Regions from separate parts of the Mus musculus genome. Here region 2 is linked to region 1. A link is a loop called in an ENCODE intact Hi-C map of the cell type or tissue named here. Cell type or tissue: left cerebral cortex. All regions are shown on one strand. Each heading gives the region's core, and the rest is flanking DNA. Links, peaks and the distances in the headings are about the cores only.

Region 1 (15,472 bases), core at 3,634-11,633:
ATCCCTTGCTGTGCAAGAGTTACTGGGAAAGTGTCATAAAATATTTAGATTATCCAGTAACTGGAAACAGCTTGGTTTTTAACTTGGTGTATCAGTAGCATCTCTCTATTGACTATTATTATTTTATGATATATTTGATGGTCAGTCAGCTTCTTGAGCTTTATCTGAAAATATGTGTTGGTCATCTTTATATCACTTTAACAAAATAACCAAGACTCTTCAAAATAGAAGAGGTTTCTTTTAAGTAAGAGCTTTGGGTATTCTAATCCATTACTTGCCAGTCCGTTTGCTTTGGCCCATGGAAGGCAGAATTTCACAGAGGAAATATGTGCTAGCGAAAACTCAAAATCCCTGCTGAAATCATGCTTTAGTGAATTAAAGAATTCTTATGCTTCCTTTTCTGGTATTTTATGCTAGTTAACTGTCTTCTTCATTTTCCTCCAATAAGTTTTCTTCCCAAGTTGTGATTCCTTTAGTCTACTTGGCCTGTGTGACTAGCCAAGCCACCACAGGTAGTTGGGAACTGAACTGGGAGCTCTGTAAGAGAAACATTTCCTTAAATGCTGAAACACATCTCCTGTCTGCATATGTCATGCTATATAGTAAATTATTGAATTTTGGAAGTTTGCCAAATATACTTATTCTTAAAAATGCTGAAACATGATTCGTTTGTTAGAGTGATTGTGGTTGGCACAGAATAGGTGTGTAGATAAAAACATATATGTACTCATCTATCATATGCATAACCATGTTTTCTTGTAATCAATAATTATAAATTTAGCTTAAAATTGCAGCTAATTTTCCTAAATAACATATCTCAGTTGACAAGATTAAATTTGTAATGTACAAAATTTAACATCCTTGAGCTTCTAGATGTGAATTAGAGTAGCTGAAAGAATTGCACTTGTGAAATATTGAAAGTTGCTTTCTAACCACAAACATTGCAATACATCACGTTGTTGACTATTAAAAGGAAAGACTCAATAGCAAAGGTTCAAAGCATCTGATAAAACCAGCCTGGGTGGTATATAGAGATAACTATATTTGACTCTGTGAATAGAAATCAACTGAGCAGTGTGACTGGAGAAACCATTTTATGTAATAATCCATAGCAAAAACAAAACAAAACAACAAAAAACAAAATAACAGATGAGCTAGAATCACCACCTACAGTTGCCAAACAAACTCTGGTGCTGTCTTTGATTGCAGAGCCATAAATTTTGTTCAGTTTGGTTAATTGCCCCAATTTGAAAATATCTCATATGCATGGATACTTCACATGACCCGAAATTTTTCCTTACAAATCTGACATTTGCGTGTTCAGAGAGTAAATACAAATAGTTAGAATTGTTGTTGTTATACATTAAAATGCAATGCTTATACAACAGGATAATTATTATTAACAATGTAACTCTGATATTGTATTGAACTCTTGTGTTGTTATTTAAGCACTTAGGTCACTCTGTTTATTTGCTAAAATGAAAATTACCAAATTGAAAAATTTGTTAAGTCACTCATTTTAGCAAAGTGTTTATCAGTAAGATGGGGGCTGGCAGAGTTACCAAGTAGCAACGTGAATTTCAGTAATTTAATTTGGTGAACTTATTTTCAGCAAATTGGTTTGGTTTCATGAATGGCTGAGAAACAATTCCCAGTCATGCCTCTACTCTGAGGCCCCATATCTTGCCAACAGTAGAGTGAATACTGATGACACTCTGAAAAGCCCCAACTCTAGTGTCCTATGTATCACTTTCATCTTAATGGTAGAAATGAAACTGCATTTAGGTGAAATGCTTTAAATGAGTTAATTTGAGTATTTCAATCATGTTTCTGGGGTGGTTTCTCCCCTTAACTGCCAGTCCAGTTTTTGCTTCATTTCCATTATGATTCTATCACTGTCAGAAGCCCCAATATCCTGTGAACATAACCAGGGCCACTTTTGGATGCCAGAGTATCTGGAGCTTGCAGCAAACACTGACAGAGCTGTGTCTGCAGTAACACACACAGGTGCTTAATACAGTCTTGAGAAATCCTGTAAGCAATAATGTATATTTGTATCACAGCCCTATATCTACAGAGACAGCCTCAAGGCCATAAGCATAAGCAGACAGTGTGAAACACACACACACACACACACACACACACACACACACACACACACACACACATGGGGGCAGGGGGCTCACTTATTGTTTCATACAGTGTTAAATATCTATTAAATATACATATAATATTTGGCCCTATAAAATAAAACCTAGAGTCTAAGGTCATATGAATTTGAGAAAGCAACATTTCAAAGGTACTATTCACTAGTTTGGTGGCTTTCAGTGTTAAATTATCATATGAAATTAGCAGTTAAAACCACTCACATATACACTGGAATTAAAACAATGAGAAAATCACAGATCCTGTCTTAATAAGCTCACATGAGAGTGAGAGAAAAGACCAATGCTAAATAGAGTAAAACTAAAACAAGTAAGTCCAGTGCTCTTATGTGTTAAGAATAAAACTGTGGTGGTACAATAGCAGCTCTTATGTCTTGGTGACAAACAACAGCTATCTAATTGGAATTAAGACCCTTATACAAGGTGACATTTATTCCTAGTAGTGTAACGTTGGCCACTTGCACATTGCTGGATAGGATGTGAAGCCTAGAGGAGAGAGAATTTTCTGAACTAGCATAATTCTTACTGCCTTCTAAATATTTACCTTTATACACATAATTACTTGTAGTTTCTATCCCTCACCAAAGAAGTGTATTTTTTTGCAACAGATGAAGATAATTACTGTTCTACAACCAGTCAAATGCAGCAAACAACTCACTGACATATGCCCAAAGCCAATTGATACACTCACAGCACAAACAACCCTTATACCTAAGCCTTAAGGAACACTGCAGAAGAAGGAACAGAAATATTGTCAGCATCAGAGGACCAAAATATCTGCCATAGTAGATAATGTCTTCTGCATACAGTTGGAAAGTAATACCCATTTACTCTCAACAATATGCTTACCAAAACAAGAACACCACAGTGATAACAGTTGTTATATCAGTTGACATATCAATGTGGATAGGAAAAATTCTCCACAATGGATGAGGAGTTATAGGTGATAAATAGCTACTGGTAGAATGATAATTAGTCTTCTCTGGGCTCAATCCTCTGATAGATTATGTAACCCCAAGTGGTCAACCTTACACACATAACCATAGGAGTAGTAATAAATAGATTTAAGGGCTATACATACATACATACATACATACATACATACATATAAACTTACATATATGCATATCTATGTCTGTATTCATATCTATCTACATCTACAGCTAAATCTAGATATAGGTACAGATATATGTATATTTTTTCATGTAAGTCTCTCACTCCCTGACCACCCACAACAGGAACATGGCTGCTGTTCATTCATACTGCATTTGAATCAGCTAACAGATTCAATTCAATATCAAGACTCAGTACCTTTGAGCTAAATGGCATATTGTATTTTTAATAACAATAATATTTAGGCATCAAATTTTTGATCTATCAGTTAGGCTTATGTGTTACCAAGGTTTTTCTGGGTTTGACTTTATATTGTATATTCATGAGACCATTTTACTTCTCCTAGCAGAAGTGCCAAGGTAAAAAGAACAATGGTTGAGATTGTGACTGACAGCAAATTTCTTGCTATAGTTCACGTTTTCTAATGGGGATCCTAGAGTTAGGGTGTTTGATACTGACAACTGACATAAAACTCCACGTGAAAGGTAAGTTTAAGAAAATTGTAAGTTTATTATGTTATTGCAAAGATTATCCCTGGGCCTATCATGTTATGTGTTCTCAAATTCTAGGATTTGTGGGTATTATAAACTACGTGCTCAGGTGAGAAAATAATTCATGCTGTGAAGACAGTGGGGTGGAGATAAAACTCACACAGTTTACACACAGTCAAGGGAAATAGGGACTTGGTTGATAATAGGAATACGCTGTAAGATTGTTGGCTTGTGTGTGTGTGTGTGTGTGTGTGTGTGTGTGTGTGTGTGTGTGTACTATGGGTGATTTTCATTTGGAAACACAAATTCACATTCTGTCAAATACCTGGTTCCAATGCATTTGCAGTTTCAAGAGACTTTTATAGTACCAGAACAAAACATCACAAGTCAAGACTCCTCAAATGCACAATTAGGGACATCAAATAGGTGGGCCACAGCAAAGGTTGAAAACTCTACTGAAGGCTTCAGAAGCCTCCCGACAACATTCCTAGCCAATGCATTGGTAGAAGGAAAGTTCTTTATAAAGTTTTATAAAGTTCTTTTGAATATATTAATATTCAAAAATATTTCACATGGTAGCCATAATGCAACTTAGCAGTAAATATCCACATAAAGGCCAATAGACATCAGTCTTCCTGGGTCTAAAATCGGCCACTGGAAATGACATTTTTGTATAAGCCCATCGATTTACCTGCAAATTTCATGATGCTATTTTTCTTTTCTTTAGAGGCTGAGTAATACTCCATTGTGTAAATGTACACTTCAAAACTCCCATTAGTTGTGGCTGTCTCTTCCTGTGTTCCCTCTCAGGCAACTGCTTTCCCTTTCAATCACCACTTGAACATCCTATTCTAGTTTCCCCATCCACTCATAATTGCCTGCTCTAGTTTCCTTTCCTAATGAGATCTACCTGTCTCTCAGTTCCTTACTCTACATCTAACCTCTGTGGTTCTACAGATTGTAGCTTGGTTATCACTGATTTAACATCTAATATCCACATATATATGAAAACTACATATCTGTTCTTTTAAAGCCTGGATTATCTCACTCAGGATGATTTTTTTTTTAGTTCCATCATTTCCCTGCAAATTTCACAATATTAATTTTTTTTCTGTAATGGCTGGATAATACCTCATTGTGTACATGTACCAATTTTTCTTTTCCATTGTCTGCTGAGGGACATTGAGGTTGTTTCAAACTTCTGGCTATTATTAATAGAATAGCAATAGACATGATTGAGCAAGTGTCTGTGTGGAAGGATAAGATGCCATACATACATACATACATACATACATACATACACACACACATGCCCTGGAATTTCGGGTTGACTTATTTCCATCATCCTGATGAACTGCTCTATTGATTTCCAAAGTGGCTATACATGTTTCCACTCATGTCAGAAATGGATGAGTGATTTTCCTATTCCACATCCTAGCCAGCAAAGCTGTCACTTGTTTTGCTGAATTTATCCATTCTGACAGATACAAGAAAAAATCTTAAAGTAGTTTTGATTTGCATTTTTCCTAATGGCTAAGGACATTGATCATTTCCTCAAGTGTCCCTAAGCCATTTGAGTTTCCTCTATTCAGAATTTTCTGATTAGATATGTACACCACTTGTAATCAGATTGTTGAGTTAGTTATTTTGAGTTCTTTATATATTTTGAGTATTATCCATCAATCAGGTGTGTAGTTGGTAAAATTATTTTCCCATTCTGTAGGATGCTAATTTGTTCAAATGAAAATGTCCTTTGCTGTTGAGAAGCTTCTCAATTTCATAAGGTCCCATTTATTAATTATTATTTTTAGAGAAATAGAAGCAGTCATTCAACTATCCCAACCCCCAAACAGCCTGGTGTCAGATGACAGCGCAGAATGCTAAAAGACCTTCATGTTAATGTTAATGCCAATGTTCCTCAAATTAGTCCACAAAAGAAAAAGAGAATGAAACATCGTCCAATTCATTTTATGAGGATATATTTACTTTTATACCTAAAACACCCGAAGATCTAACAATGAAAGATAATTACATATTAATTTCCCTTATGAATGTAGATATAAAAATACTCGGTAAAATACTTGCAAATGAATTGAATTATATATCAAAGAGATTATGCGTCTTCATCCCAGACATGCAAAAGTGGTTCACCACAAGCAAATTGAAAAATGTTATCCACCACATAAATCAACAGAAAGACATATCTGGTCTTCTAGCTTGACCCTGGCAAGGAAAAGAACTAAAATATTCCTTTCAAGTCACCCTCATTACAGTGTAAACTGAAACCACAAATCCCAGGGTTAATACTGAGTTCATCAAGAAAAGCTTAGAATATACAATTCTTTCTCGAGTTTATATCCTATATCTTCACTCAGTCATGCTTTTTCTTCCAATCACTTAGCTTTTCTAGTCTCAGGGTTCCTTCTGTGATGGTGACATGCTCCTGAAAAGATAGAAGTCCTAACAGGCACTATTGGTCACTAAGATGTTACAGCCTTCATCTACATTAAAAAAGATGAGTAGTATGAATAATATGAGTAGTATGCATGTTATAAAAATAACCCCAGTAGAAGCAGAAGTGTAGCATGGGTTCAATGAATATAACCCAGCACCATAGTCAAGAGAGGTCTCTGGTGTAACATTGAAGAGATGCTGACCTAGCAAAGACATGGTCTCAGTCTTTGCTAAATATCCTGGCAAATCAGTAGCGCTTAGAATTAGCGTTAGTCATAAAAGAGACAGTACCTGGTAGGTTTTGAAGTTCATTTCATGATTTAATTCTACCCATAACTTAGCGCATGAAAATAATTACTTGCGATATATAAGTATATCTATGGCATATAATAAACCTCAATAAGTTTTTGCTGAATGAATTAAGGCCAAATCCCCAGTTCCTCTTGGCAATCAATATTTTAATTACATTGGTGGCAGTTATGGTTAATTCATGAAGCACTAATGGGAGACAAGCACATTCCACAGAGAGAAAATATAGAACAGAATACAACAAATAGCACCATGGATACCATTAGGTAAATATATTGGTCTCTCTCCTCTCCTGCCTATGTCTTATAATCTGAATCTCACATGCAATGAAACAACAGAGCTTCCTACCTTCTGTTCATATCTATTCATTTCCCAACTGTTTGTGCTAGCTTTGAAACTTAAAATGTGTCAGTTTTGTCCACATTTTAATGCTTTTTATTAATTCAATTAACCCATATACATTGGGTATCTTCTACATAGTAGGCATGCAGTCATGTGTAATGATAACAATCATAACGCAGAAATATATAGTCCATGTGTTCTAGGGTTGTCCCAGAATTGCTATGGGAAGAGAAAGAGGAATAAAAAAAAAATGACAAGCCTCATTTTGGGGCAAGAGCTCCGAGGATGTAGAAGGTGGCACTGGGCTAGACACGGTAGGAGGAATCATGCAATAACTGAACTTTCATATATTTATAATATAGTTTCATTTATCATGACAGGTGCATTATATCTTATGATACCTCTCATTCAAGGAAAATGGGAGTAGCATGAAGGAGGTTAAGATAGAAAAAAAGGGGAAGTCCTTTTTCTTAATGGGGAAATCCTATTTTATGCCTGTTACCCATGTAGTAGTGATGTTTTCTCTTTCACTTAAGAAGGATTTTTTGACTCAGCTCAATATAGAATGGTACAGCTGTCCTTCGTGTTTCTTCCAGAGTGACTCATTTTACATGGGTTTTTATGTGTCTGGGCTCCAAACTTAGTTGTTCTTTTATGAGAAACAAGACACACAGTCTGTATGAACAAATTCAAGAGAGTAGGGAAACTAAGTCAACAGTTAATATACCATCTTCCCGAAAGGACTGTGGGTAGAGGTAAAAGGGACAAAGGCTGGAATACTCACTTAGCACAAGATAGTGGGTCATAAATTTCCCACATGTGAGGAATTTTTACCATCTTCATCAACTCCTCCTTCCCCCTCCAAGATAGCATTTTTAATTCACATGTAAGCTTTTGACTCATTTGCATAGTGTGACATTTGCTGTACCTGTTGCATGCAGTTTTATATACTATGGCCTGTGTCTGTCTTCAATATTCTGAAAAAGGAGTGTTAGAGTAGGAAAGTAGAAGTGATGATAATGACGTTGCAAGCTTTACTGCCCTTGAGCCTGGGCCTAGAACAATTTTTTGCAGGAGATTTTAATGAGTCTCAGCATATTCTTTGCATAGTTCTTTATTTTACATGCTAATTTTCAGGCTTTGTACATTTGGATTTGGGTTTTCCAAATCCAAGGTCTCAAAGTCCACATTCTTCCAAACAAAAGCATGGTCAGATCTATTATACCAGGACCCCAGTCCTTGGTACCAACCATGACAAGGCAACACTTATAAGGACAACTGTAGCCCCCCGCCCCAGCCCTGACGTAGGCTGATTCAGACTTTGATCTTGCTGCCACTGTGAAGGAAATTACCTAAGGTGGAGCCTTCAGACCTAGATAGCTCTTTTGTTCTGCCACCTGCCACTGCTCTCCCCAAGACACTGCTACCTGCTGAGAAGCACCTGATACATTCAGTGGAGCATCCTATTCTGCACATCACCTACAGGCTGGCTCCAGACACCAAGAATGGACTGGCAGGGGATGGACTTTCCCCTTTTATAAGTAGACTCTCATAGTAAACTGGAAAGCCTTGAACAGAATCATGTCTTGGCTCCATTAACCTCTCTCCATCTAAGTCTCTTTCAGCCCCAGCCTGCCTCCCTGCTATACCCGGTCCTTGTAAGCCCCAGACCAGCATACAACAGACAACATTTAATTGGGGCTGGCTTAAATGTTCAGAGATTCACTCAATTATCATCAAGGCAGGAGCATGGCAGCATCCAGGTAGGCATGGTGTAGAAAGAGCTGAGAGTTCTACATCTTGTTCTGAAGGCAAAAGAGAGACTAGCTTCCAGAGAGCTAAGATGCCCACAGTAACACACCTACTCTAACAAGGCCACACCTCCAAATAGTGCCAGTCCTTAGGCTAACCATATACAAAACATCACATACTCTATTCGTATAATTGAGCCAAACACATTTAGGATGGGTCTTCCCACACAAATAAACCACAATCTATAAAAATCCTTTGCAGACATGCACAAAGGTTGCTTTTCATAGTGATTCTAAATTTACAATCAATATTAATCATTGAGCTGAACCAAAGTCCTAAGAGACTTGTTACTTGATACTAAGATTGAAAGCTGCTGGCTTAAAGGACACTGATGGTTTGTGGAATGTCCATTATTTGCATAATATTTTATTTCTTTTCCATTTACTGAAATATATTTTTCTCACATAATACATCCTATTCATGATTTCTCCTTCCTCTTGCTCCAAGTTCATTTCTGTATCACTACCCATCCCTACCTCACCCTTTTCCGCAAAGCATTGGAACTGCCAAGTTCTTAATTTGGATATGGATACTCTTGGTTATAAAATTGCAACACAAAATCTATTTTGGATTGAATTCCTTTACCAAAGCTTTTAGTGAGCAGAGATGGGTCTGCCACAAAACTTTTTCTATACCCAACTGACTATGATGAAATAAAAGATGAACCAAAAAATATAGTTGCAAATATAGATTATAATATTTGAAAGATTTCCATTTGTGATGGGACTAATGGTATTAACTCAGATCCTAAAATAAATAAGTAGATGGGAGAGGAGAATATTTTGATTGATAACAAATAAGTCTAAGGAGATATGTTGTATCAGCACAAAGAGACCCTTTATGATAATTGGAATTGATAACAGAGACAAGTGTAATCAAATGATAGTTACAAAGGATTCTATACCTACCTGTTTTCTTTTTTTTTTCAATTTTTTATTAGATGTTTTCTTCATTTACATTTCAAATGCTATCCCCTTTCCTAGTTTCCTCTCCAAAAATCCCCTATACCCTCCCCCTGCTCCTCAACCCATCCACTCCCTACCTGTTTTCTTAGAATCAGAGTTTAACTATACTATCTTTAATATTTTTAGTTGTTCTAAAAGCTTGTTAAATAATTATTTTATTTTTATTCATGATGTGTGCACGTGTGTGGATGGATGCCTGTGGATGTTAAAAGAAGGTGTATGTAGCATCTTCTGTAGCAAAAGCTGCAAAACATTGGTGCTGGGAAGAACACTCAGATCATCTGTAAGAGCAGCCGAGCTTCGGAACCACTGAGCCATCTCTCTAGTCGATGTTTTCAAACTTTACGTTGTATATATGTTTAATCTGAACTGCAAAGTCTGTGAAAGGATGATATTTCTTACAAGAACATACTGAAAACTCATAAAATATGCTTCCATTAAAAGAATGATTTTTAGAGTTAATTCATATAAAGGAAAACCGATGATTAACAGCTCTCTCAAAAGTTTCTTATTATTTTTCTTTCAGTACAATTTCCAAGGGAAGAATTAGTGCTGAACTCTAGAGTCACAAATCCCACGGGTGCGGGTCATAATTTACATCACATACTGACTAGTAGAAAAGCAATATATTTGAATATCTCTATCAGCCAACATTAAATATGAATAATGTGTTTATTTCTACAGGGTCCAAAATGTGTTCTCCTGCTTTTCACACATGTCATATGTGCTTACTGTGCTGAGACTTTGCAATGCTTCTCTTTCTAAGGCATGTCACTAACATGGTGTTAAAGAGGAAAGAGACTCGAGGGAGACTCTATTGAAAAAACCAACCATTCTAATCCCGGGAAAATATGCACATAGAAAAGGCCTGACAGTGAGAACAAAGAGTAAACACTCATTCTTATATTCTGCTACCTTCTTCCTTAGATCCTCAGGAACTGTGAAGCCCACCAATGGCCCTATTCAGTCCGGACCCCTTCTCTAGTCATCTAGCAAGGAGGCCCAAATTAAATTAGTTATTGATACTTAGTTTATCAGTGGGGATCATTTCAGCTCTACAGTGATGACAGGTAAAAGGGGAGATGGAGAAATGGGTTAGGTTGTAAAAGGAGGAAACATGCTATGAAGTCATTAATCTTATTGCATTTTTAGGTCCTCCAGAAGGCTCAATTTTTCTGTTTTATTTGAACTTAAATTTTCTATTTTTAAGGTTTAAGATAGATCTTTTTTCATACAATATGTTTTAGTTAGTTCCCTTTTCTCCAACTCCTACCACAGCCTTTGAATTCATACAAATCCACACTCTTTTTCTCAGTAGAAGCAGGCAACTGAAAAAAAAAAAAAAAAAAAACTAAAATAGTACAAAACCAGCAAACAAACAGGAAAAAAAAAGAGAATAAAATAGAAAGCAAAAGAAACACATATAGATGCAGAGACACATTCAGGAATCACATAAAAACACAAAACCAAAACCCATAATATATATGTAAAAACAAACAAACAAACAAACCTGGAAGATGAAAAAGATCCCCAGACAAAGCATTGTGAGGGGAAAAAAGTCAAAACAAAGCAAAATAACTACAAAAAAAAAAACCCTCTCCAAAAAATCATTGTTTTTGTTTTGTATTGGTCAGCTACTGCTGGACATGGGGCATTAAGTGTGGTTTATGTACCTAGTGAGACTCTATTGGAGACAACTGGTTTTTTGTTTTTTGTTTTTTGTTTTTTGTTTTTTGTTTTTTGTTTTTTTCACTTGCAAACAGTTGGGTTAGGTAAAGGTACTTGTGTGTGTTCTCTTTCTAAGTACTAGGGCTTCATCTGGCTTAGATCTGGGTAGAGCACAGTTTCTGTAACTTTCTATGTGTGTGATCATGCTTTGTCTAGAAAGCGGTGTTTATTTGCTGTTCTCCCCTTCACTGGATCTCACAATATTCTCATCTCTGCTTCTTCAGAGTTCATTGAGCCCTGAGTCGAGAGATTTGTTGGAGACATCACATAGGACTGAGTATTGCAAGAACTCTAATTCTGCACACATTCTAGTTGTGGGCCTCCACGTTTGTCCCACAGCTAGTGTCAGAGTATGCCTCTTTGAAGATGGTGGAGCAAACACTTACCTATGCATATAGCAGAATGTTGTTAGGAGCCCTTTAGTCAAAGAGTAGTATTTGTTTTTTCTTGAGGTCCATAGTCTACCTAGTCTCGGATTTTTGGCCAGCAAAGTATCAGCCATAGGGGCCATCTATTAATGAAATGAGCCTTAAATTCAATGAGAATTTTTTGGTTAGTCCCACAACATTTGTGCCACTATAGCACCTGTAAATCATTCAGGTAGTTCCCCATTTCAGGCCTAAGGAGTTTATAGCTGAGTCGGTGTTTACCTTTCTCTAAAGGGCCTCCTTCTACAATTGTATTTTAAATGATTTTCTGTCAGTTACAGTAAATATTAAGAAAGGGTTCTTCTTTCTATTTGTCACCTCTTAGTGGTAGTTTGGAAAAACGATAGATAATTGTGTAGTCTTGCTTATTAAAAAAATGAATACAGAAATATCAGTGTTGGGATATATGTGGAAGGAGAGCATGTTCCATTACCAATGAGGAAGCTGAAGTGAAGAGGCTTCCTACAAGGAATATACCTATCTTTGTGTCACTCTCACATGCATACTTACACAAGCAAAAGTCAAGATATTACAACTATCACTGTAAAGTTGAAGGCACACAACTAAGGGCATAATTGTTAATAGGTCCAGTGACTGAAGCTTAACTGAGTCAATTATGATCATCATTTACCCAAGCTATTCTAGTAATGACTGCACCATCTCATATTTCATAAAAATTAATGCAGTGCTTACACAGTTTTTTATACTAAGTTTACATGCAGTTGAAGATGGATACATGTACAATTGGTATTTTAAGATAAAGAATGTGATTCTCAGGTACTTTAAAAATTTATTCTAAATTAAATAGAATCGTTTAGATATAGTTACTATGACACACTACAGTTTACTCCTAAGTATATATTTAAAGGAAATGAAGTACATGTTGCTATAAACTTGTCTAAAATGTTCATATCAATATTGTTAGCAAAAGTAAATGCTAGGTAAAACCTAAATGTTCATTAAATGGTGAATAGATAAAAATTGGTATATTCATACTATAGAATGTGATTATATTATAAATATATTTTAAAACCATAGAATGAATGAAGACATCACACAAGACAACATATTGGATAACAATTTTATGAGAAATGTGATGTACAGGCAATTCTGTAAAACTAAAATTAGGTGAGTGATTGCTTGGAGATGGAACCACAGATGGGGATTGAGAAAATACTAAAAGTGTTAACAGTTTTCTTTCTTGGCTGTTAGGATGCTAAAATTACATTTTGATGATGATGGCAAAATTCTGAGCTATTAGATGGAAAGAGAGGCCCATTGGACACGCAGACTTTGTGTGCCCCGGTACAGGGGAACGCCAGGGCCAAAGGGGGGGAGTGGGTGGGTAGGGGAGTAGGGGTGGGTGGGTAAGGGGGACTTTTGGTATAGCATTGGAAATGTAAATGAGCTAAATACCTAATAAAAAAAAAACAAAAAAAAAAAACAAAAAAAAAAAACAAAACAAAAAAAAAAAGAATTCCATATGAAAGAGTAAAACACAAAAAAAAAAAAAAAAAAAAAAAGAATTAGTGTAATAGTTTAAGCAAGTGAATTTTAGAGTATTTAGACTTGATCTCTGGATTTTAAATGACAAAGATGAATGTGTGCCCTGAATTTAGTCTAGCATTGGGAAATAATAAACCAATCTCTTGCTTATATATGAGATTCATTACCATCAGTGCTCACTGTTGTTTCCATAGATGCACTAGTAAGATAACTAAATGGCGCACAATCCTACTAACCTTAGAAAAGAATCTTTACTAAGCCCACTGCTCCCGCTTCCTCTTAGGGGAAAGATCTATTTTTTTTCTAAGTAAGATTTTTCCACTTAAGCTTCCAGGTTCTAATGTCTTCTGTTACTCTGTGATGTTGGTCCAACATCGATTATACTTGTGAAAGTGTCTCATCTTATTGATTGTCCTCTAACTCTAAACATTCTTGGGTGATCTTATCCTTCAAAGATATACACCATAAAATGAAATTCTATCACTAACTTCTCTTTCTCCTCAAACTATCAACTTACACCTTGTTTTATGGTTGTTAAATTTCTTACAAGATGCTGCTTGACACTTTCATTTATCTAAGTTCCAACTAGATATAATTTTATGCTGGGCCAATATGTCATTCACCCTTACTGCTCCTGTATTCCATAATTTTAACCTTGATTACCTCTTAGTCTCTTAAATTTTCAAAATCTCCAAAATGGAAGGAAAACAAAGTCTTCAATTTACTTAGATGATAGCTCTCATCACTTTAATGATGGACCTGACAGTATCTGATGGTTCATGTTTAAAATAATTATTATACTGAAGTTAGACAAAATAAAACTGATGAACAATATTGTATAGGGCAAGAAACACTCATCAACCTTAAAAATGTCAGCCATGAACTCTAAAGTGTTTAGCAACCTAAGAACACACTGGATTGTGGTAATAAATAAATTAATTTAATCTCAATGTCATTATAATGACATAAGATGTGCAAACAATGTAAATAGTTGAGGTAATGAAAATGATACTCTTTTTAAGAAAAATAAAACACTTTTATGATTTTATTTTACTTCAGTTTCAAATATTCTTATACATTAAATGGGACTTTGGACACTAAGGTATATCACAAATCACATTTTAATTATTAAATCTGTTTTGATACTTCTCAGAATCAATTTTGTCATATTATTTGCATTTGAATAGAACATAGCATCCTTATAAATTATAAACTTTACTTTAAGCATGATTTGGTGAACAGAAAGCCTGACATTTCTCACTGCTTTCCCTAATAGTATAAGGGCGATGGCTTTGTAAAATTCACTTTCATGAACTGTTTCATTCATTCACTGACAAATTTAAGTTATTATGTCTAAAAAAACCCAATGACTTAACAAATGCAGAAAGTGATCTTTGTAGAAAAGTATGAAAGATTAATGTTTTAAACACCAAGACTAATACCCTAAGTACATTTTTTTTTTCTTTTGGGTTAGAACTGTCCTTCTTTTAGGCTATTGGACTTTGTATTTAAAACATTAATCTATATTAGATGATATAGAAATGGGCCAAGACATAAACATAATACATTTAAACATCACTTAACTCATCTCTGGGAATCAACTGCACATTAGGGCAGTAATTTTAAAAACAATGATTTAAAGTAGTTGCTTAAGATAGCTTATATTCATTTTATATTAAGAACTGGGAGAAAGAATTTTGACAGAATTTATTTTGATACTACATGAATTTAACATTGAATTTTAGATATTGTAACTTTTATTCTACTTGTGAACTGTCTCCATATTCATATACATGTTGCCTTGTAGGGAGAATTGAATGACCTCTTTAGTTGCTAGAGTAACTATGTTTTGTTTTACATAGCCTTCTGTATAACAGAAACATGTCCTAGCTGGCTGTATGGTGATGATATATTTAAGACTTAGAGATGAGAACAAATTCCTGATTGAAGCACACTTCGAATTCAATTTTACAATACAGAACACTAAGGAATTCTTGCAGTTTAACAAATCAAGCTTGGTCTTTAGTGTGTTAATTCTCTGAATGTTGCAATATAAAACTGCTGATATGAAAATAACTCTTTCATCCAGAAGAAACGGTAGAAGAATTTGAATGGTTTCAATTATTTCTCAATGTAATAAGCCCTAGCTATGTAACTGA
Region 2 (15,472 bases), core at 2,887-10,886, 520 kb before region 1:
TTAGTATAATGTCCTCTAGTTCCATCTATGTTTGTATAAATAATAGGAGTTCATGTTTTCTTTGATTGTTTAGTATTCCTTTATGTCTGGGTCACTCTGTAGCAGTCCATTTGCTTGCCAATGAAGAGTCAGTTTGAGTTCTTGTTCTGGTCATTATGATAATAGGCCTGATCATTAACCGCGTTCCACACTGGAACTTATATATCTAACTTTAACACCATAACTCAACTTGATTACTAAATGTCATTGTTCATGACTCAGATTTTCAGAAAACCACTTCTTGCCTAACACTTTAAACCCTGCCTTTCTCTCCTTTTATTAGATTAACACAGGAACCACCTGGCTGACACCTGGACTGATAAATGAGTCTCCTGGCGGATACCTGGATGATACACAGGTTACCTGGCTGATACCTGGAGTAATACACAAAACATCTGATTGATCTCTTTGCTCTTCTAACTTCTTAAAAACAGTCTTGATGTAAAAGTCACATTGATCTTTGAAAACTAAAAGATCATGCTTATAGGTGCTTTGGAACTTCCTAAGAGTGCTGTTCTGCACATGAATGAGCCTTGTTTCTTTATCTCCCCCCAACTCCCTTAGACTGGATGGTAATGCTCCTCCCACCTCTCCTCACCTGTGCACCCTACATCCTCCCATTACTCTGTACCGTGTTGGCCTTCTTCCTGTAAATGGACAACTTATTCCTTTTCTCTAAAATATGTCTGGAGCAATGACAATTTAGGTTTTACTTATATTTTAAATTTGTTTCAGGATTTTCTCTCTTCACCAAAGTATCTGTTAAGATGTTATAGTTTTAGAGGGTTTGCCTGTCTATATTTTAAAAAATAGGTACAACATTCACGCTCTTCCCTTATACTTCAGTCTTTTTCTTTCAATGCATCAAAAATTGATTTGCTTGATTATTTATTAAAACTTGAGTCTTGTGGAGACAGTGTTCTTGTGTATATCTACCTTAAGTTCCCTCTCTGGGGGAACAGCCTTTGCCTGCTTAACTCAGGATGCTGTTTAAATGTTAAAAGTTATTAATTGGTTGGCATTATATGAATGAGCTTGACAAACATATTGTTCTATTATCCTCTATATTTTCCTCATTAAATTAATTTGGATAAATTCTTGATCCATATGCCAGGAGCTGGTGGTACACACATTAAGTCACAGCACTAAAGAGAGGTAGAGGCAGAGACAGTTGGATCTCTGTGAGTTCTAGTCCAACCTTGTCTACAGAGTGCTTTCCAGGATGGCCAGGGCTACACAGAAAAATACTGTCTCAAACCCCTCCATATATATATATATTTATATATATATATAAACATTTTTCATCCAATGAAATCATATCTCTTAGTCAAATAAAGTGAAGTTATCTTAGAGGCTTGTGTGTTCATTTGTAAATAATTGGCTTCTATTAGAACTTTTATTCCAATATAACAAAAACCATGGCTGTCTTGGGTAGCTCTGTAGATTTGAATCTCATTCTGTTTCAACCTGCTCTGTTGATAATTTAAATATAATAACATTCTCATTCCTGATGTACAGTAAGAAAAGTTTTAGTAGGTAAAAACATCATTGTCTAAACACCACAGATTACTACAAACTTAAGGAATTGTAGTTTATTCCCTAGGTTGTTATAACAAAATCAAAGTACATTTCCGTATATTTTTCATTGAAATTTAATGATTTTTGATTGTGCTGAAAATGAAATCTCAGTCCAAATCTTCACTTTCTATTGTTACTCAAAATATAACTTATTGCTGTAACAATGTACAACCTTGAAAAATTTTTGGTTGTTCAGACAGCTTTTCACTAGACTTTTGCCAATTTTAATAAGTGAAAGGAATTCTCTTCTGTCCCTGGCTTTTAAAGAGGCATCTTAATTGGCAGATGTAACATCCTCTGTAGTTCTGTTTCCCTTTAATCAATCTTATGATAATTCTGTTGAGTGATTTTTCAAATATTGATCCAGGCTTGCATATACATATTAAACTAAATGTGGTCCTGATTTGTTCCACTTCTCTTTACTATTTATTTCAACCTTTTATAAACATTTTCATCAATATCAATGGTCTAGTTTGGTTTTGTTTAAATGAGTATTGTTCTGATACCATGTTAAGAAGTTTTGAGTAAATCACATTTTATACTTTTGAGTATTTCTAGAATTTGCCAAAGATAGCCTCTAGATGTGGGGGTTTTGTCTTACAGTTTCTGAAAAGTGAATTTAGTGTCTTCAGTGAATATAGAATTACTCAAATTAACCTTTCCTTTTCCACTGAGGATCAAGAAGGTGCATCTTTTAAGGAATTTATCAATTTTATCTCTATTTGTATTTTATATCTTGTAGAATTTTATTGTATTTCCTTAATACATGTGAATGGCTGGTACCCACAGATGTCAGAAGAGGACATGAGATCCTCTAGAACTGGAGACATTTATAAGCCACCATGTACAGGCTGGGAATCAAACCTGAGTCCTCTGGAAGAACAGCAAGTGCTCTTAAGAGCTAAGCTATCTCTCTAGCCCTTCCTTAATTTTATTTTAAGGTCTATTTGTAAGGGTTCCGGCCACTGTTGGCTGATTTTTCTAATACCTATCTGCTCTGTTTTGTTTGTTGTTTCTTTTTGTTTTGTTTTGTTTTGTTTTGTTTTCTTGAATAGTCTTGCTGTGTGGCTTTTCCTGGGGAAGATATAAAGTTAGGAGATTCCTATTCTAAAAAAAACATTAGGACCAAATTTAATCTGAGGGGAAAATCATTTATTTGATCTCACAGTCTTGAGATTAATTTCTGAAATAGGAAATGGAAGTATACTTGAATCTAGTTTTTTTGTTTGTTTGTTTTTTCCGAGACAGGGTTTCTCTGTATAGCTCTGGCTGTCCTGGAACTCACTCTGTAGAACAGGCTGGCCTCGAACTCAGAAATCCACCTGCCTCTGCCTCCCAAGTGCTGGGATTAAAGGCGTGCGCCACCACGCCCATCTGTGTATGGATCTTTTTATATGGACTACTTTGTAGCAGCTGGTTCTTAGAGGGAGATTGCTTTAGTTAGGTTGGGTTTGTGCATTGTTACTGCTATGGCTTTCTCTGCACACCAGCTATCTAATTCTCCAAGCTTTTTCTTGAATTTTGTGATGGTCCAGGTTGAATGGAAATGTGATTAGGCCAGTGGGTGCCCAAATTGCTGATATAGTAGTACTTGAGGGTATTTTCAAAAGACATTAACAGTTCAATTGGCAAACTGGGCAAAAACCAATCACCAAAACTAATGTGGATGGGCATCCGTCTCTCTGTTAAGTGTCTGTATAAAATTAAAGCAAGATGGGCAAAGGGTGACTTTTCTCTGCTTGAGCTGAGACAGATTTTTTTCTGTCACATGGACATTTGTATTTTTGTTCATATACCTGTCGGGTGACATTAGGACTCACCCATTTGTTAATGTTGATCGTCAACTTGATTGAATATAGTATCAATTAAGAGAAATGTTCCTGGGCAGATCTGGGAAAGCATTTCCTGGAGTAATTAGATGAGGGAGCAAACCCTCCCCCCACAGTATGGGCTGCCTTCCGGTGAGAGCACAGATGCAGATATCTGAAGACACATGGCTGTGCTTTCCTGCCTGCCTTCACTTCTCACAATGAGTAAGCTCATTTCTGTTGCTGCTTCCACCGTTAGCTGGCACCAGACTAGAACTTCCTTGGCTTTCAAAAATGGAACAAGGATCTGTGACCATCCAGGAAACCTTCAGGCCCTCTGCTCCATACTGGGGCAGTTGGGGAAGCCTGCTTCATGAACAGAAGTTATACTGGGTTCTTTAGCTCTCCAGTATATTGATGGTTATGATTGGATTACCCAGCAATTCTAATGAAACATGTGCATACACACAGGCATGGGCAGGCATGTGTACATGCGCGTGCGGATACATACATACACACACACACACACACACACACACACACACACACACACACACACACACCACACACAGAATTAGTTCTCTTTTACACCATATCTCTGTTGGATCTGTACCACCCTTTCAACTTCGTTCTGAGGCCTTTAGAACCACTTCTCTGGTCAGCTTCATGTGTCAGATTAAGGAACATCTCAGCTCTCAGAATTTTGTGTTAGATTTCTTATTTTAAACCTCTCTCTCTGTCTCTGTCTCTCTGTCTCTTTGTCTCTCTGTCTTTCTGGTCTCTCTGACTCTCTGGTCTCCCTGTCTCTGTGCCTCTCTCACTGTGTGTGTGTGTGTGTGTGTGTGTGTGTGTGTGTGTACATCTTTATTGCTCAGATTGCCTTCAGACTTGCAATGTTGTTCACCCTGTCCCTAAACCCATGGTGATTCTTTTTCTACAGCCCTCTGCTCAAGTTCTGGGTTTCCAGGTATGAAAGCGTGGGCCATCATTTCAGCTTCTAATTCTATTCTGATGGTCTGCCCTTCTTAAGTACTTTTAACCTAAGCATAACCCTGATTGACAGAAGGATGTCAAGGAGGTGAGTTTGGCATTGCTTGAAGACATTGGCACAAAGAACAAGAACTCATGTTGAGTTCCCAAGCTAACGCTTTGGGGCAGAATTTCGTGAAGCAAAGGTCTTTCTCCTCATCTTTCTTTTGCATCTCCTTTGTCCATCCAATCTGCTTGGCTTCTTATTTCTTAATATCACTTTTACTAGTTGTATCAATATCTATTTTAGTTTGACTCCATTCTGTCTGGTCCTATTCTAGGCTTCCTATTCAATGAAAGCATATATTTGCAGTTTCATTGCACTCATTGTATAAAGCATCAGATCACATATTTTAAGTGTTCAAGGAAAGAAAATAGAGACCTTATTTACATAAGTTCAATGACTATACTAGTATATATGCTTTAGTTATCAGTGGACATTATTTTTGTTAGGGCCATGGTCCTTCTTTGGAGAAAAAAATAGAACATGAAATATCTTCCCGCAGGCTCTTGTGTTAAAATACTCGGTTGCCAGCTGGGATACTTTTGTTGACTTTAATGCCTTATTTCTTTAGTCATCCCATTATTTCATTATTTATTTATTGCATATATCTATGTGTACTTATGTGCACATTCATATTGGTACCCTCAGGAACAACAAGAACACATGGAATCCACTAGAATCGGATGTAGTGGCAGCAGTGCCCAGTGTATGTACTGAGAACCAAATGCTGCTCCTCTGAAAGAGCAGTAAGGGTTCTTAGCTTCTGAGACATCTTTTGTGCCTGTGGGGATGCTTCCCTGGGAGGTTGTGGAACTTTATGAATGGTGTTCTGTTTAACAAAAACAGGTGGATGGGTGGGCCTTGAATGTGGTGTTGATTCCTGGTTCCTACCAAACTCTTCTTGCTTCGTGATCCTCCCAGATGTTGAAAGATGCATCACATGCTCCATTGCTATTGGTTGACCTATTTTAGTCACCCAGCCTTCTCGGTCATGATGAATTGATGTCTCCTGAAACAATGAGTTGAGATAAAACACCCTCTTTTCACCAGCTTTTGTAAGGTACTTGGTCACAGCTTTGAGGTAAGGGCAATGTAACAGAACAAAAATTGTTTTAAATATATTTGTGAGGTCAATCTAATTCCAACAAGAAGTTAATATTTTCTGTATTTAACAAAATGCATTTCATGAAGGTCAGGCTGTGTTTCTGTAATGTATATAAGACCACATATAAACACAGACTCGGATTAGTAGCAAATGTAAATTTAAGCATGCAAAATCCATTAGCTAAATTTGTTCCGTCAAGGATTAAAATAGAAAACCAATTTTTTTCCAGATTTTCCCAATTACTTAAATTACAGCGGTTGTTTCTAATATGCTTGTAATGAATTTGACTTTTGTAACACGATTTCTAGCATTCTGTAAAACGGAGTGACTTTGAACTATTCTTTCCTCTGCAATTTTTCCCTACCTAAGCAGGGAGCACCGGTTGGAAGTCATTCAAGGACCCAATAGCTGTCATTTGCTTTTTAACAATGGATATTTCATTAACACACTTGACTTCCTGTGAATTCCTTTTTGCCTCATAATAAGAGTTACCCTTCCCTTAACACTGTCAGGAATGGCTAAGTATGAAGGGTCTGGATTTGGACTGCCTGCCTGCATTTTATTCTTCAACATTACTTTTGTAAAGTGTTGCTATCTGGGGTAAAGGATTTGGGTTTGCTCTGTCTTTTTTTTTTTTTTTTTCCTTGTGTGTTTTATAAAATATCTATTTGTGAGTTGAATATAAGGACTAGATTTCTAACACCTGTAGGACATTTAGAATCATGCTTGGTGTTTAATCAACATGAAATAAAAGTTAATCCTTGGGGCAGATAGCATTGATTGTCAATTTGACACTATCTTAAATCATACACAACACAAGGTCCCAGGTCCACCTGTCAAGGATCATTGTGGCCAGGTTTGCCTCGGGCAGTGCCTGTGAAGGATTATGCTGCATAGATTATTCCAAGTGGGAAGACTTACCTTAAAAGTGGGTGGCACCATTCCCTGGCCTTGGATCATTGATTGAATAACAAGAAGAAATTTAGTTGACTTGGGGGAGTTTTTTCTCCTTCTTCCAGACTATGGATGTTATGTGACCAAGTTCCGTAAGCATTTATCAAGGTGACTGCCTGGTAGAGGTGGCCTGTACCGTGAGGATGAAACAAACTCTGTCTTCAGTAAGTTGTTCTATTCCGGGCATTTTAGTACAGCTGCAAGAGAAGCACCCAATTATCACAACCAAGCTCTCTGTGTCCTCTTTGCATTATTATTCTACTCATTGATAAACTTCCACCAAACATTGTTTATTTCCCCTTGTAGAAAAGGTGCTAAGGACCTAAAATATTAAGGTAGATTTAACTACATTAAGTTGAGTTTAGATTTGAGTATTCATTCATTCATTCATTCATTCATTCACTCTGCTAACACTCCTGTCTGCTCAATGTTAATGGAAAGCTATGTGGGTTTGAATGGTTAAATAAGTTACTCATTCCCAGATATTTGAAAGAAGCTCTGAAGAGGGCTCCCCTAGTACTCAGAGGGCAATAGGTGTGATTTCCAACCTGCGAGCACCAGCTAGCAAACTGCTGGATCTTCTCTGCGTGTGGACATTCTTGGCAAAGCCTCATAAGTGCAGGAGGAGGGAGCACGCAGCAGCTGTTTTGACAGCCTGGTGAGGGAGTCGGCCACAGATGCCAGGACTTGGGGTATAACACAGCCTCTCTGGTTGCCTGTATTCATATCCATCTGTTGCAGGTGGCATTTTGCCCAATCATAATGAAGGAATCAACCAAAGAGGATTTTATGAAAAATAACTATTTTTTTTTCCTCCTCTGAGTATGTGACCATCTGCCTGGGGCCTAGAAATACCTTGGTTCTACAGAGCACACTAACAAAGTCACACTGAACTCTCAATTCAGAGAAATAAGCGTATGATTGATTGGTTATTTCTGGACCATTTGTGGCTTCAGTTAATTTTTTTTCTTTTTTACATTTCAAAATATTGGCACACACAGAGAGAGAGAGAGAGAGAGAGAGAGAGAGAGAGAGAGAGAGAGAGAGAGAGAGAGAATGAACACATCCAAGGCCTCTGAAGTACCGAGGTCATTTGCATACATTATCTTTCTTAATTTTCATGATGTCTTTTAAAGTCCAACTAATATCTCCTTTTACAGATAGAGCATCCTCAACTCAAGCATTTTTCCAGGTGGCTTAAACCACTCCACATTTCTATGACGCTGTCTGGAGTCATGGATCTTACAGTTAAATCAGCCCCTTTCTAGTGATGTGGGTCAGAAGCTCTAAAAGTCCAAAGACGATTAATCCTAACACAAATGACTACAAAATCCATAATGATCTTCAACTCATCTCACTGCCAGATCAGAAATGTATTTAGTTGAAAACGGGCAAGGCTGGAGTGATGACTCAGTAGTTATAAAAACACACTGCTCTTCCAGGGGACCCAAGTTTGTTTCCCAGAACCCATGTCAGGCAGCTCACTACTCACTGCCTGAACCTCCAGCTCTAGGGGATTCAGCAAACTTTTCCAGCTGCAGCCCCCATGAGTACCCGTACTTATATGCACACATAATTAAATACAATTAATTAAAATAAAAATAAAGGAGATTCATTAACTTGGCTAGTGTCATCACAGTCCTCTTGACTGGTGGGAACAGGGATTGCGACACGAGAAGACAGACCACTGCAACCATTGCAATTTCCTGATTCCCATGGCCATAGCGTCTTTCCTCACATCCATGTGCAAGGAGCTTAGTCTCTATATATTTCAAAATCTTGTTTCTGACTTTGTCTTCAGTGGCTTTCCTTACAAGCTCAATCTTCTATATGACCTGCTTGTATATATAACTACTTCTGAAAACAAGGCTGAGTAAATGTTGGTTCTTACTTTAATAGCTATGGTCACAACAACCAACCCCCCCCCCAAAAAAAAAAAAAAACAAGCAAACAAACAAAAAAAAAAGCTTTAGGTACCTAGATTCTGTGAGATGACTTTCAAAACTTATAAATCTTTTCATCAATAAATTCTTAAAATTTTGATACACTGGGAAATAAGGTGTGTGTGTGTCTGTGTGTGTGTGTGTGTGTGTGTGTGTGTGTGTGTGTGTGTGTGTTTTAAAATGAAAATCACAGGAAATGCAATCACATGATGCCACCCTAAATTTGACTTATCAGCTAGTAAAATTATAGAGTCCTAATTTGGCTGAGATAATTTAAAGGTCTCGATTAAGAAGTAAAATAGAAGATAATGACAGAGTGGAATTGTCACATCCCCTTATACCCTGTGGGAGCCAGTAGGCACCAGTGGCTATTTCTATTTACTTTTAAATTAGCTGAGCGTAATCTTTAAAAACACATTTCTTCAGAGGACTGGTTTTCCTTGGATGATGGAATAGTTGGATATCTGATAGCACAGATCGTGCTCCTCTGGGTTACAGAAAGTTCTATTGGGACCATCTTCCTGTGACCTGATGGGGTGCACAGAATCTGCTTCTGGGTGGTGGGTGCTAGAGGATGTTGGAGTGAGGGATTCATTCCCTGCAGTGTAAGAGTGAAGATGCCACTTCCGAATCATGCTGCCTTAAACCAATTTTAGGGGCGATTCTGATCCGTTCTCGAAGTACCAAAGGAAAAATAAACATAAGTGGGCATTAAAGGTTGTTCTCCTCCCATACTCAATAAATCTAGCCAGATCAGTACAATGTGCTATATGTCAACATAGATTGATTTTTCAATTTCATAGCATGCCATTTTCTATGAGAGCAATAAATTATCAGTAAACAAAATCCAACAGGGTATCATGCAAAATAACCCGAAAATCACCCTTTTGCTTGCTTAATTGTGAGTTTGTTCGTTTCTGAGACAGAATTTTATGTGTTATAGGTTCACCCGGAACTCATTATGTAATGAAGGCTGGTCTTGAACTGATTCCGCTGTTCCTACTTCCTGAGTGCGTGTCACCATGCCTGTTTTGGGGGGTGCTACAGATCTCATCCAGTGTGTTGTATAAGCCAACCAATCACTATTTTGACTAAATACACCTCCAACTCTTCATCTAAATGGGAAATAATGTTTATAATTCTGGGATTATTTCAGATGACTTTCTATATCTATGCTTGGCCATATCTGTCCATGAAAGTTCTTAGTATTTGAATCTTACATATATTCACTCTTTGCTTTGGTAAGAGGTTGTGTCTTTTAACAATTGATGTTTGATAATTAATCAGTCCCATTCCAGCCTTGGTTTTTTTTTGTTTTTTGTTTTTTGTTTTTTTGTTTTGTTTTGTTGTTGTTTTTTTTTTTTTTTTTTTTTTTTTTTTTTTTTTTTGCTTTTTGGGTTTTTTAAATTTTGTTTTGTTTTGTTTTTTGTTTCCTCTAACTTCCTTGACAAGGAAGAAGAGTTAATGGGACTACCAGTCTCTACAGCTGTGGAGCAAGGGAAAGATAGAAGAAGGACTAACCCGTGTGTGGTTCTAGTTTCCTATTCTTCCCTCTTCCCTCAGAGTGTACACCAGTCAGGGAAGGATGGAGTGAAATCTGGAACTGATAGGTTAGGGTGATGGCGGTACGGCAGTGAATGCCAGGGGTAGGAATGTTACAACTCTTCAGTGTTAACAGCTCTTTTAGATGACATACAATGGAACAGCTCTCTCTTAAATGATATTCAATACAACCACTTGTGCTCGTACACTTTATTTATGCTGAACTTTGGAGAGTGGGGAATGGTTCTTCTTGGTGTAAATTTTCCTTGGCTGAGGCTTAAGGTTCTGGGCTTACTTCATTTGCATGGAGAGGAATCCCCCGGAACATGTAATTTTGCTAAGGACCATGTGACATTCCTCAGGTAGATGATTAGGGGTTGGGCTTCCCAAGTCAGGCAGAGAAAAGGAAGCCCCATAAGAAAAAGGAGTCCTCACATGGAGGCACTCATGACTCCAATTGCATATGTAGCAGAGGTTGACTTATGAGGCATCAATGGGAGGGAAGGTCCTTGGTCCTGAAGAGGCTTGATGCCTCAGGATAGGGGATGCTAGAGCAAAGAGGCAGGAACGGGTGAGTGGGTGGGGGAGCATCCTCATAAAATCAGGGGGAGGGGGAGATAGGGGGTTTGCAGAAGGAAAACCAGGAAGGGGGATAGCATTTGAAATGTAAATAAACAAAACATCCAATAAAAAAAGGAAAAAGAGAAAAAAAAGGTAAACTAAAATGGCGACACAGACTTTATTTTTTGAAGCTTTGCAATTTCTTTATTATTTTCTTCATTTACACTTCAAATGCTATCCCCAAAGCCCCCTATGCCCTCCCCCTGCCCTGCTCCCCAGCCCACCCACTCCCACTTTCTGGCCCTGGCATTCCCCTCTACTGGGGCATATGATCTTCGACTTTATAATAAAGAAAAGGCTTTATAATAGAGAGTTTATAATAAAGAAAAAGTTCATTTTGCACTGAGTTCAGGAAGGGTGTCTGGACATGGTAGACTACAACCTTAGTAGTGAGACACAGCAAGTATGGAGAGAAAACTGTCAGCAATACAATCAAACTCAGAGAGTGCCATTTATTTAGCCCACAGTGCTTTATGGATGCAGCTGTAGCCACTTGGAATGAAGATGCTCTTGACAGGACTGTCAAAGCAGCTAATGTTTTTCTGAAGTCCTTTGCCTGTGATTTATTCTCAGGCAGCTCCCTTTTGCCACCCATCTCTTTATGCTGTTGTTGACAATTAGCCAACAGGTCTCTTTAGGCACCAAAATAAGGAGAGGCTGAAGCCCTGTTAGCCTGACTCAGAATGGTACATTAGCATCTTAACCGAGTGAAACTCCTCAGAAAAGAGCGTCAGACGCACAGTCAAATTTTAGGTTGATATTTTTAAGGATGATTTCTCTTAACTTTATTCCAGAGATTGGTTCAGCACTTGGAATATACATTTTCTTGCGAGAGCACTGTGTCTAATAAAAAAGCTGAAATTCAAAATCGTCTAGCTCCTAGAGTGGAAGGCTATGAGGGCTTCAAATGAAATGACTGCTTTATCAATGACCTTTAAGTAAAGTTTCTCAAATCTAAATAAGCATCAGCTGGAAAGCCCAAGGACAACATGGAGTCCTTCTAGATGTCTGAACTGCCTTCCTTGGTATTCCTTCTGGTCTCCACCACATGCGGCATATGTTCATAGAGGACCTGAGTTTAAATAGGTTCTGGACCAATATGCTTTCAACACTCAGGAAAACTGCCTCAGTGATTCAAACATTCCCCTGCCCCCATACAAAGCAAAACACTGACTATGGTGCTAAAAGGTGTTTAAATTTTTCTATGCGTATGGCTGTAGGAAAACAGAAGGCAATAATGCCCAGCTTATGTTTAGACAATGCAGCTCTGGTGTGGATATCTGACTTGGGCCAAGATGACTAACACTGACCATGGGAAAGGAGTATTGTAATTCATAAAATGGGTGACACTGAATGTCCAAAGAATCCAAAAACTTATACTGTTGTTAAGCTGTTATGCAACTATTTTTGGCAGATGCTATTCTTGTGTGGGATTCCTTATAAACTGGCCTTGGGATCAGAGACAAATCTTGTTATCTCCATCAGCCTGTGTGTATGCACATAGGTTTGTATGGAACAGGTTAGAGAAGAACCAAAGGAATATTTGTCTTCCTGTTATGGTATTTATTAGAGTTACTGTCATTTATTTTGAAAAAGAAAAGTACCATTTTAATTTGGTTAATATGAAGAGAGGAAAGAGACAGACAGAGACACACACATGCACACACACACAGTCACATGTAACAGGTGTTGTTACATGTAATAATTGGTATGAGTTGATTACCATAAAGATGTCTTTCAATGGGATATGAAACATAAACTTTGAATACAGACACCTCTTTAATAAGAATTGTCTCCATTTATGGGAGAAAAGCCCAGAATAAGAAGTCCGTTCCCATTCTGTTATACTTGCAAACTTTTTACAGCTTTGATTATTCCCGAGGCCTTGAGCTCACTCTAAGTTGAGAAGGAATGATTAGTCACCAATGAAACAATATCTGTTTATGAAAGCAATGCTGCAGATCTACATGAATAACTCCCAAGCTAGGCAGCGCCCACGTCCCAATCAGTTGCAAGAGCCATTTACAATTTCTGCAAAATGTCCTAACTGCATTAATCTTTACTTGGAACTGAGTCACTGCAGAAAGTGACACAAGATATAAGTAGCGTCAGTTAGACAGTGGAATACAGTCTGTCAGACAACTTCCAGAGGCTACAATGAATCACTTTTCTGCTTTGGTTGCGAAGCCCACAAATACAGCAGGAAAGTAAGGGGCAATCCAGTGCCTTGGTGGTAAGACAAAATGATTTAGATGAGACTATTCCTCCCTCCCTCTATTCCTCCCTCCTATCCCCTTTCTCCCTTCCTTTCTTCCTTCTTTCCTCACTTCCTTTTTTCTTTGCTTGTTCCTATAAGTGTCATCCTAAAAATAAGATAGAGTGAATTGTGTTATCTAAAGGCTCTGCTAAAACATCTGCATTTGTATAGGGTGGTCCATTGATGGAACATCCTAGTATCTAACTGCACTATGTCTTCAAATTTAAATCCTTATCCTGCAATTCAGACTTATTTCCACTTCCCAAATCTGCTATATTTTTTATTATATTTCTACCCTTTATATATGCATGTATATTTGTGCATAGAGGTAGGAAATGAAGGTGAATAAAATTCAAATCTCTCTACCTAGTTTGTCTTTTAATACCAATGCTACTCAGTCCTTTCTATATGACTAGAGGTCGGAAAGTGCTGCCCAAGTGGTCAGAATTAAATTTGTACCTAAATACTCCACACATTAAGAAATTAATTGTACTAAAAATAAAAGGAAATCTAATATGTAGAGACAGTAAGACATAGACACATATTGTTATTAATATGTCTGTCTTTTATTCCAAGAAAATCTATGCTAGCCTGGGAATCTGCTAACCTGGGAATCTGCTAAACTAGGAGAACCTCTGCTCCAGTTGGACAATTCCTAGCTTCCGTGCTATTAATGTCTCCTTTTCTAGGATAGACGTGGAATCATGACCTTGACCCTGAAGAAGCACAGCAATCACCTGCACTTAGCAGTGTGGACATGTTGGCGTTCCTACTCACAGTCTTCTCTTCAATATCCACTTGTCTTGAGCTGTGGGAGACACTGTCAAAGACATTGGTGGTTCAATCCAGGAAAATGTAAACCTGAAGGCTAGCCTTCACTTCCCAAGTTCTCCAAAGGACACTGCCTAAGCTACATAGAAAGTTGGAAAATTCTATTTCTCGAATAACACCTTTCAAAGACACAAGTAAAACCTATGTAAATACTGAATTTGAGAAACAGAAGTAGCAGTGGTTTATTATAGTCTGTTGTGCCTTTGCCATGGCAGGAGGGCTTATCTCTTCAATGAGTGATTATCTTAGACTGTGTATCTTATGACAGACTTACAAGTTATCGACTAATGTATCGCAAATGTCCACAAACATTTATCGAGTTAACACATTTCAGTAGTTTTAGCAGTTTCATTGTCAGTATTCTTAGTTAGGCTTTATCTGCCATGTCTGTAGCTTCACAGCCTGGGAAGGAGAGACACTGGGATGCAGTGACTGCCAGGCTTGGATGTATTCCATTCATAGCTCCATCATGTGACTGTTGAATACTTTTCAGAGGATCCCTGTCCCTCATTTTCCTATAGAAACCTCCAGAAGGCGAGGCATAGCTCACCAGAAGGAGCTTACTGAGCAGAAGCAAAGAGGAGGAAGGGTCATCTAAATGCAACACAAAGCCTCTTTATCATTCTGTCTTGGGAGTGACATTTCCTATATCTTCCTGTATTCTTTACTTTATTGTGAAATCTCTAGGTCAATTTGTATTCAAGGAAAGGGAACTAACACATGTTAGATGAATCACTTTGATCGTGGAGAAGGTGCCAGTATCACCATCAAAGACATGAGGGTGAAGGTCATAGTCACTCAAGGTCACTTGCTTCTAACACTTGTTTTCAGGACAAGCTTCATCCGGAATGATGTTGATGTTCTGATTTCTATCTACTTGTGTTACTTGCAAACAAATATGAATTCAATCTAGAGGACAAAATTTATATATTTAGCAACTTTTATTTATTTACCTTTATCTAAATTAATAATTATGTGTGTGTATTTTTGTGTGCTTGTACAATTAAAGAAAAATGTTCATGAATTTAAAAGAGAATAAGGATTAGTATATGGGTAAGTTTATGGAGAAGAAGTAGAAAGGAAATATTACATGAATAATAATCTCAAGAAATGAAAGAAAAAATGTATAAAAAGAAACAGAAAACAAGGAAAAATTTCCTTTAAGAAACTTTTATGAAGCCCCCAGTGGCTAATGTATATACACATTTCAATGTCTTAGAGATATTTTTAGTATCAAATACAGAAAATATGATGCTTCTTTTCCTCAGTAGAGAACTTGGATTCTACCTGAGAGCAGTCTTTCAGAAAGCTCTTCTTCTGATGCAAGAGTTGCTTAATGTGAAGTTCAAAACACTACTACCCCACAGCTTTCTTTACCAAAGTCACTATTTCTTTGAGAATAACTTTATTCGGTGAAGCCAACGCTAATAAATCTTCTGCCCTGCTTACTCAGTCAAGCTGGAGTCTTTTATTTTAGTAAAAGAGTTTAGACTTTAAAACGGAGGGCACCAGTCTAACAACATGCATTCTGGACAAGGGTGAGCTGCGTTGGGGCAGTAACTAAGGTGCAACATTTATTTATGTGTCACAAGCAGAAGACAAAATTGGAATGGTATCATTCTAATTACTGCTCACTACACAGTTCTTTTTTTAGGACATCTCTGTCAAACCTACAAAGATTTATGGACTTTTATGATGAGGTAATTCCAGAGCATATGGAAAGAAAGAAATCTTCTGGGTTGGTGAGTTAGTTAAGCTTGT

What was found. A loop is a pair of places that touch in the nucleus more often than their neighbours do. Peaks named below come from ENCODE experiments on the same cell type or tissue, not always from the same donor. Only the 100,000 strongest peaks of a DNase experiment are listed, where the experiment ranks them.
Region 2: a loop joins it to region 1, with 2.3 times the contacts of the local background. A loop is called at or near these places in 2 of 42 quality-filtered maps.

Annotation. Positions count from the first base shown.
Region 1 is chr11:91,937,071-91,952,542 of GRCm38, forward strand. No RefSeq gene overlaps it. Among named protein-coding and RNA genes, the nearest start is that of Kif2b, 370 kb to the left of the region's middle. In left cerebral cortex, for the core only: no CTCF peak of the experiment used is centred there; DNase peaks (open chromatin) are centred at 7,463 and 7,783.
Region 2 is chr11:91,419,723-91,435,194 of GRCm38, forward strand. No RefSeq gene overlaps it. Among named protein-coding and RNA genes, the nearest start is that of Gm38950, 130 kb to the right of the region's middle. In left cerebral cortex, for the core only: no CTCF peak of the experiment used is centred there; DNase peaks (open chromatin) are centred at 7,227 and 7,944.